3 separate regions of the Homo sapiens genome follow, and all the other regions are linked to region 3. A link is a contact called in ENCODE Hi-C or POLR2A ChIA-PET data. All regions are on one chromosome and are shown on one strand. Each heading gives the region's core, a stretch centred on a gene start or an enhancer-like site at or near the end of the contact. The rest is flanking DNA. Distances are from core to core; before and after follow the strand shown.

Region 1 (2,850 bases), core at 225-2,724, 1.1 Mb after region 3:
TTATGAGCAGATTACTTTTATAATCAGTAAATATTTAGAGGAGAGGTTAAACCACAGCTCTTCGAAGAAGACAGGGCTATGTTTGAATCCTGCCTCCACAGTTAGGAGTCATGCTTCCTTGGAAAAATCTAACTTTCTAAACCTCAGTTGGCACATCTGTGAAATAATACCTACTTCACAGGGTTGTTGCTATGATTAAATATAAAGTGCTGGCTACAGGGCAGGCATTCACAAACTGGCAACTATTACTTAAACTAATAAGAGTTAAAATCGCAACCACCACCACTTGCCCCTAAGTGTTCTCTGCCTCTTGGTACCCAGACATGGGAAAGTCTCACCTATTATAGAACTGGGCTATCCTTCCCTTCCAAAGCCCACTTTTTTTTTCTTTACTATGCCATAAGGTGGCAAAGTCAGTAACCTCGTGTATCATTAGCTGGTTGACTGAATGACTGAAAATACAAGGACTTTGGAATAGTCTTTCTCCAAGTGCAGAGGCAAAAAATAAATAAGCAAACAAATAAATTTCATATACGTATGATCACTGTACTCTTCCAGTGAGGCAGGAGCCAGGGCCTATGCCAGGCGCTTTCATACCGAGTCACCTTTACAGCAAACCCCTCGGGCGCTGGGCACTTGCAGTACCCAGGTTTCCGCGTGGGCGCTGACAAATTGCAGACACTTCCTTTCCTCGCCAGCAGGGCTCTCTCGCGGTCACTTCACCCAGCCCCTTCCGAGCGAGAAGGCCTTGGGGGCCGGGACAACCCCTCCCCAGAACCACCCTGACTAGGCTCTTTGCAGCCAGCATCACTACCGAGCTAACCAATATGGACCAGCCTGCGCTGCACAGGGCGCTTAGGCGATCGTTGGAGGGTCATGAGGATCAGCCTGTCCGCCCACCGACGGCGGCGCAGTGGGATGGGGAACGGGGTGGGGGCCGAAAGACGGGAGGAAGGAGTCGCTGCAGTGTCTCCAGGCGATGGTTGCCAGCGTCTCACTGGGGAGGAAGTTCCTCCTGTCATCCAACCCGCAGTTCCCCTCTTGCAGAGCCCTGCCGAGCTCCCAGTCCAGCCTAGGCTGTCTAACGGATGGGCGCTCAGACGCCCCCGCGAGTTGAGGAGCATTTTTCCTAGGGCTTCCAAGTCGGGCGGGCGCCTTCCACCATCCACCACCCACGTCTCGGCAAGGACCCCTTTTCTTTCTGCTCCTAGGTCTTCCGCATCCACTTCCATCCCTCTCTCGCCCTCCAGGGCTTTCTCAGGCGCCTCTCGCAGCGGACCCCGCCAAGTGCCCCTCCCCCGGGCCCTCTAACTTACGGTGCAGCAGTCCATGCTGGTGTCGGGGGGTCCTCTGCGGGGACGAAGGCTGGCGCAGGGCGGGGGTGGGGTCTGTGTGGTGCCGGGTGGGGGCTCTGGGGCAGTCGGCCGCCAGCCGACCCGCGCCGAAACAGCAGCTCTGCTCTCGGGTCCGGTCTCCCGCGCTCGGCTCCGCTCGCGAATGTAACCTGAGCCCCGCGGCCGGGAAGCCAATCAGGAGCAGCCTCCGGCAGGGTGGGCGGGGAGAAGTGGAGGGAGGGCCACGCCCTCTCGCGGCTCTCTGCGCCGCGCTCCCGCTCCTGCCCCAGCCCCTCCGCCTACACGCTTGTATCCAAGCCTCCTACACACTCCATCCTCCCGGGCGCAATCCCCTGGCTTGCTAGGCGGCAGACTGCCAGGCAGATGTACGCCGGAGTAGGCAGAAGGAGGCCCCCGACACCCCGAGCACAAACACCCACATCTGGGCACAGCACCTACTCCCGCTCAGAGAAAACCACGCACCCCTCACCCATCCCTCCATACTTCCACAACCTAGCAGGAGTCCCAAATATGGCTCCCTTTCACTTCACTCCCCCTCAGTCCGCAAAGAAAGGCTCCCTAACGGGCGGTAAAAAGGTCTCATCATCACTCCTGCTACAGACGGAGAAACCTGTTGGTACAACCTGGCGATGGGCATGCGTCCACACAAAAGCTCACAAGCCCCACATGTCCACATATGATTTTCCCAGGCCTTCTTCCAGCATACAGACACTGCAGATACAACCTGCAAAAATAACTACGCAGCCCTTCAGTTGCAGGTAAATGCGGACACCCTGTTGCGGGCGCCCGCGCGCTCACGCACGCACACGGACAGTCACCCAACTCAAGCTGTCGGCATGACGTATCTATTATCGATCTGTCTACATGAGCTGCAACAAACAACATCATATATGCACAACACCTATTTTGTATGTATTTATATATGGGCACAGACTTGGAAGAAGTATCCTCCTCCCTTTCATACCAGACTCTGCCTAACCTTTTGATCTGCTGCCTCAGAATAAGACAAAAGCTGGCCATCCTCGCCCTTGCTCCTGAGAAGAAGAAAAATACCCTAAACCCAAGTGTAGAGAATTCGAAGTAATTGGCTCTTGGGTCCATGATGAGGCAGGATGTGGGCTTCGTGAGAGGCTGGGAAGGGGAGCTATGGAAAGAGCATCTGGGAGGGACAGACTGCCACTGTTGTGGTCGTCAGCCTCCCCCAACTCGGCAGGGTACAAAAGCTGGCAGTGTGGCTTGTTATGTGGGTAGGGTAGGCCTTCTCTGAGAAAACTAGAAAGTCTTCTCAGCTAAGGTCCCAGAGAAGGGAAGGAGGAAAGGATGGCTCCTGCTGGGAGCAAAGGTGGGAAATGCCCTGTGGCTCTGGTTGGGACAGCAGATCCTGAGACAGCTCTGCTGTGCATCCCCAGTCCCTGGCCATGACCAGGGACCACGTGGCGGTGACATGCTTCCTTTCCACCTAGATGTTTGGGCCCGAGGCTCTGCTTGCCAAAGG
Region 2 (2,895 bases), core at 246-2,745, 1.1 Mb after region 3:
TTTCATATGACATACGAGAACAATTATCTCCTCCTCTACTTTATCCCTATTGCTTAATCCTTTGGCTTTTCAGTAACACCCAAAGACAACCAGTCATTCTCTCCAGTGAGTCTCAGAGTTAAAAATTTAGCTGTCTTCAATAAGAATGATACATTGGACTTTGGGGACTCGGGAGCTCAGGGGTAAGGGGAAGGCTAATGAGGGACAAAAGACTACACATTGGATACAGTGTACATTGCTCGGACGCACCAAAATCTCAGAAATCACCACTAAAAACCTTATTCATGTAACCAAACGCCACCTGTTACCCCCAAAAATCGATTGAAATAAAACAATAATTTAAAAAAGCACATACCCCCCAAAACATAGTTGACCTCAGCTTAAAAAAAACTAACATACATTTGTTATTTTAAAAAATATTGCATAGTTTATTTGCATTCATTGGTCAGCATCCTCAGTTATGTCTGCTTTGAAAGAAAAATCCGCTGAGGTTTTAAGTTAATGATCCAAGATATCCAATTAAGATTTTCAGCTTTGAAAAATATGGAAATACGGTACAGCTGTGTACTGGATGTGCTGTGCTACTGTTAAGTTCCAGCACTTTAAGGAACGTTTCAGGAGTGACTAATACACTAATTCATTACCAGAGGTCACAGAGCTGTCATAATTGACAGTGTTCTTTGAGTACGAAAAACCGGAAAACGATGCAACTTCCAAAGCACGGAGGATGGAGACTGGTATTGGAAAGTAACTTTTCTGCTGGGCTCAGGAGTTTTTATATGCTCAAGCTATAGACAACTGTACCAACGCAATAGACTAATGTAATCTAACTATTCTACAAACGGCCACACCTACCCAGACTAACTGGAAAACAATAGTTTATAACTGGAATTAAATAGTTGCTGTTCTTTAATTAATGAGATCGGTGTTCTTGAAAAGCTACAGCGTACGAACTCTACCCTGGTCCATATCTGCTTTTTAAAGCCTTCCCCAGAACCGCTCTCACTTCAGCCTTGGTGCCTTCCCGGATATACCCTCCAGAGGCTTCCCCGGTCCCCATCCTGGACGTCAGCCTCTGCACCTAGAGGCCGGCTTAGAGGGAAGACGGGCAGAGGCGGGGGAGACAGGAGAGAGAGAAACGGTCTATTCCTCCTTAACTCCGGGCCCCCTCGAGGGCCTCACCCCTCCTCCCGGGGGCTGAGATTGGAGAGGAAGTGGGAAGGCTCCAATCTGTTCCTCACTCCAGCGCCCTCATGCCCCCACCCTTCTCTTCAGCTCGGGGCTTCGGCGCGCCTCGTCCCCGCCCTTCGCCCCGGGAGAGGAGCGGGCGGCGTGGGAGGGCTCGCGGAGAAAGGCCCAGGGGAGTGGACGACCTCCGCCCGGCAGCCACATCCTCAGCAGCAGAGACCCGGAGCCATCCGCCCGCGGGCGAGCCAGGCCCGAGGGCAGCCCCGGAGACCGCGGTGGCCGGATGCGCGGGCGCGTCACTTCCGGGCGGTGCAGCGGCGGCCGCTTGGAAGATGGCTGCGCCCTGTGGCTCGGAGCTGCCCGCCAACTCGCCGCTAAAAATTCCGAAGATGGAGGTGCTTTCCCCGGCTTCTCCTGGTGGCCTGAGCGACGGAAATCCATCGCTGTCCGACCCTTCCACGCCTCGGGGTGCCTCCCCGCTCGGGCCGGGCAGTGCGGCGGGCTCGGGGGCAGCGGCGTCCGGGGGTCTCGGGCTGGGGCTGGGGGGCCGCAGCGCCGCCTCGTCCTCGGTCTCCTTCTCCCCTGGTGGCGGCGGTGGCGGGGCTGCGGCAGCCGCCGCCGCCGCCTGCCGGGGCATGTCGTGGACGCCAGCCGAGACGAACGCGCTCATCGCAGTGTGGGGCAACGAGCGGCTGGTGGAGGCGCGGTACCAGCAGCTGGAGGGAGCCGGCACGGTGTTCGGCAGCAAGGCCCCCGGGCCAGCCATGTACGAGCGCGTGTCCCGGGCCCTGGCCGAGCTGGGCTACGAGCGGACCCCGTCCCAGTGCCGGGAGCGCATCAAGGTAACCGGCCGCCCGGCCTGGGGCAGCGAACCAGAGGCAGAGAGAAGGCGGGGAAGCGGGCCTCGGGGGCGGGGGCCGGTCTGAGGGCAGGGCTCTCCTCCGGGGCCCGGTGGGCGATTCGCATCTCCTCCGCCTTTTTCTTCTCTCCCTGGGAAGGGGGCTTTTTCCCAGATGGCCGCCAGCCCGTAGGTTTCCTGAGTTTGAAGTTGGGCGTGCCTGCCGCCGCCCCTCTTTCTTGCCAATTGAGATGTTCCTGCGCTCTGAAGTTGGTAGTTTCTCATTGTGCGCCGTGCGGCAGTCCCCGTGCCGCTGGCGCCTCTTGCCCCCACCGCCGGGGCCCCTCGCTTTGTTCCAGGCGGAGGGGCTCCCAGGCAGAGGCTTACCGGCCGGGGCAGGATTGAGGAAGGGCAGAAGGGGGGGGCATTGAGCCCCTAGTTTAGGAATAGTTAATAAGTGGCCGTAGCGGAGCCATAGAAAAAGCGCCTTGGGACGACTGGCCTTTGTGTCAGTCGCTTTGCTTCTATCTTGAGCTACGAAGGACGAGTAAGACTAGAGATGCTTTGGAGAATTGGAAAGGCTTGATTGTAGCCAGATTGTGTATTGTTACCGCGGAGTTAGTGTACACCATAAAAGTTAGCTTGGCCAAGAGTTGGTCTGGAATTTGGATTGTCGATGCCTCCAGAGTTAGATTGGCTTGAGGCCCTGCGGTTTCTTAGGAAGCTCCTTCAGGAAAGCCAGTTTTTCCCTGCTTCAGTTTCTGTGCCGGATGTGGTGACAAGTAGAACTCTCAGTGTGCATCTGGCCGTCCTTGTGTACCTGCATGTTTAAATGCAGAGGCTTAATTTGGGCTAGAAATCTTAGCCAG
Region 3 (2,700 bases), core at 91-2,590:
TAAATGTGAACAGTGTTTGATGGTTATCTGTGACTGATGAAATTTCGAGTATTTTCTTTCTTCTTTACACGTACTAAATGTTGCTCGGATTGCTAAAAACATGTACATACTATGTTTGCATTCTTGTCCGATTTATGTCCTTGGAATAAACTCCTGGAATTGGATTATGACTTAGAAGTTATGGTACTACTTGAATTCTGATTTATGTTTTTCTTTTCTCTTTTTTTTTTTTTTTTTTGAGACAAGAGTCTTGCTCGGTCGCCCAGGCTGGAGTGCAGTGGCGCGATCTCGGCTCACTGCAACCTCTCCCTCCCGGGTTCAAGAGATTCTCCTGTCTCGGCCTCCCGAGGAGCTGGGACTACAGGCGCCCGCCACCAAGCCCGGCCAATTTTTGTATTTTTAGTAGAGACGGGGTTTCACCGTATTGGTCGGGCTGGTCTCGAACTCCTGACCTCACGTGATCCGCCCACCTCGGCCTCCCAAAGTGCTGGGGTAACAGGCGTGAGCCACCGCGCCCGGCCTGAATTCTGATTTATAATGCCAAACTGCCCTCTAGAAAAACAGATTATCCCCAGCACACAGGCCATAAAGGTGCTTGCTTTCATTTCTTCACTCTCTCAGCAGCATGGGGTACTGAAAAATCTTACCAATCTAAAAAGATATCTTAATGTTTTTCTTTGCCTGCTTAGTGAGATTGTATACTGTTTAGAATAAAAAAGATTTATTTCCATTTCGGGGTGGACAAACACCTTGGACGGTTCCATGCTGCAGTCCACAAAAGGTGCAGCTAGAAGGCGACAAGACACGCTCCGCCTTTCAACGGCAAAGCTCGCAGTCGCCCCGCCTGGCCGTGGGCGTGGCTTGGACCCAGGTCGCTAGCGGCCTTCGGGACTCCCCTCCAGCCCTGGGGCCGTCCCCGGCCTCCGCCTGGTCCCAGGGGCGCGGCCCAGGAGCTCAGAAAGGCCACCGGGGCAAAGACCGCGGCGGCGGCCAGCGCACACCGTGACCTCCAGGGGCTGCGGCCCGCCGCGCACATCGCCTGTAGCTCACGCTGCCCCGGCCGCCTCCCTCAGGAACGCAGACGTTGGGGACGGCTCGCCAGGCAGGACCTGGAATCCACGGAGGGAAGCTGCCACTCTGCACCGTCCCGACGGTGGGAAAAGGAGCGAGGGCTCCCGCCGCAGTGGGCCGGCAGCCACCAGGTCCCCGCGTCCCTCCGCTTCCGGCCTTCGCCCGGCTTACCCGCGTCGCGGAAGTCCGCTCTCTGCACCGCGTCCTGCCAGTCGCCAGCAGAGCACCGCAGATTCTGTTAGCTTTCGCGTAACTTGCGCAGGCGCACTGCCGGCCCACGCGCCGAGCCTGCGGTTAACCGCCGACCGCTGAGGTTTAAATCCGGAGAGCGAACCGGCACCCTTGGCCCGGTCCGCCCTCCCTCTTATTGGTCCTGAGGGTAAACGTCCTCCAAGTCTGTATCCTGATTGGCGCACATTTTGTCTGGGCCTTCTCCGCCGGCGGGAGCATGCCCGGGATTTCCAATGTGGCCTTAAAAATATCCGAGCCCGCCTAGCTGAGGCGCGCAGGCAGCAGCCGTTGCTGCGACGCCTCTGGTGTACTAAATCTGGAGGGGAGGTTGGGCCCTCGAAGAGAAGGAGAAGACCCTCAAACCTTGGCTAACGGCGACATAGCTGGCTTTTTGGAGAGGCCGCCTAACGGTCTGCCACTTCATTGGAATCAGCCTCCGCCCTTCTCAACTGGCTGCTGCGGGGCCAGTGGTGCCGGGAGACGAGGGCGGGCGCTCAGGGACGGTTCGAACAGTCTGGGGTGAGTCCGCCTGTGCGCTCTAGACGTTTCCTTGGGGCCTGAGAGAGCGGCTGTATGAAACCCTGGCGCACTGAGCTCTTCCTTTCCTCTGCATGGTGTGCAGGGCCCTGGCGTGACCCGTGGCTGCGTCTCCACAGCTCCTCCCACGTTACTCTAACTGTGCTCCAGCCACCGACTGCCTTGCTCCGACATGCACTTGTTTTCTTTTGGAATGTGCCTGTCTCCTTCACATGGTGTTACTCTCAACTTTTTTTTTTTTTTTTTTTTGAGACGGAGTTTCCCTCTTGTTGCCCAGTTGCCCAGGCTGGAGAGTAGTGGCGCGATCTCAGCTCTCTGTAACCTCTGCCTCCCAGGTTCAAGCGATTCTCCTGCCTCAGCCTCCCGAGCAGCTGGGATTACGGGCGAGCACCACCATGCCCGGCTAATTTTGTATTTTTAGTAGAGATGGGGTTTCACCATGTTAGTCAGGTGATTCTACCCCCTCGGCCTCCCAAAGCTCTGGGATTACAGTTGTGAGCCTCTGTGCCCAGCCACTAATTTTTTTTTTAAACCCGATGTTTTAACTCTTTTTGCATCTGTACCTGTAAAAAAAAAAAAAAAAAAAAAAAAAAAAATCTAGTGCTTGGGGATTGCTGAGGATGAGATCTGTAAAAGCAAGAGGAGAGGCCCTCAGGGTTCAATATCCTAGTCAATACCAAGCAAACCTATCTCAACTGGTCTTGAGTCCTGAGCATTGCATTTTCCACCTTAAACAAATAGGTGCTAGTTGTCAAGTTCATCTTACACCATTTCTTAAATCCAGGATTCAGTGGGAGGGGAGAAATGTTTAATCCTTTTCCTCCAAACACTTCGTATTATCTCTTACTCTCCCTCTTTGCC

What was found. Hi-C counts contacts between places; a loop is a spot of excess contacts on that map. ChIA-PET counts read pairs that join two places held with the same protein, here RNA polymerase II (POLR2A). Pooled maps may share reads with other maps.
Region 1: a loop to region 3 is called in a pooled map, with 6 times the contacts of the local background. The contact joins the promoter of NRGN here to the promoter of HYLS1 in region 3. A Hi-C loop is called at or near these places in 2 of 168 maps with a recorded cell type or tissue (CD4-positive, alpha-beta memory T cell and naive thymus-derived CD4-positive, alpha-beta T cell) and 12 of 50 pooled maps. POLR2A ChIA-PET finds 5 or more read pairs at or near these places in 1 of 52 experiments (HEK293).
Region 2: a loop to region 3 is called in a map of B cell, with 32 times the contacts of the local background. The contact joins the promoter of MSANTD2 here to the promoter of HYLS1 in region 3. A Hi-C loop is called at or near these places in 2 of 168 maps with a recorded cell type or tissue (B cell and naive thymus-derived CD4-positive, alpha-beta T cell), 1 of 37 single-sample maps with no recorded cell type and 11 of 50 pooled maps. POLR2A ChIA-PET finds 5 or more read pairs at or near these places in 2 of 52 experiments (MCF 10A and activated naive CD8-positive, alpha-beta T cell).

Annotation. Positions count from the first base shown.
Region 1 is chr11:124,738,566-124,741,415 of GRCh38, reverse strand. NRGN (neurogranin) reads right to left here and starts at 1,474. Exons shown (of 4, transcript NM_006176.3): 1 at 1,317-1,474. The coding sequence starts at 1,331. RefSeq lists silencers at 1,336-1,655, 1,716-1,775.
Region 2 is chr11:124,799,006-124,801,900 of GRCh38, reverse strand. MSANTD2 (Myb/SANT DNA binding domain containing 2) reads left to right here and starts at 1,495. Exons shown (of 4, transcript NM_001308027.2): 1 at 1,495-2,030. The coding sequence starts at 1,521. MSANTD2-AS1 (MSANTD2 antisense RNA 1) reads right to left here and starts at 1,473. Exons shown (of 5, transcript NR_103862.1): 1 at 645-1,473. RefSeq lists silencers at 1,143-1,812, 1,853-2,092, 2,493-2,572, 2,803-2,852 and an enhancer at 1,309-1,916.
Region 3 is chr11:125,886,308-125,889,007 of GRCh38, reverse strand. It overlaps HYLS1 (HYLS1 centriolar and ciliogenesis associated), which reads right to left and starts at 1,340. Exons shown (of 3, transcript NM_001134793.2): 1 at 1,243-1,340. RefSeq lists silencers at 763-1,152, 1,253-1,302, 1,393-1,442 and an enhancer at 1,583-1,632.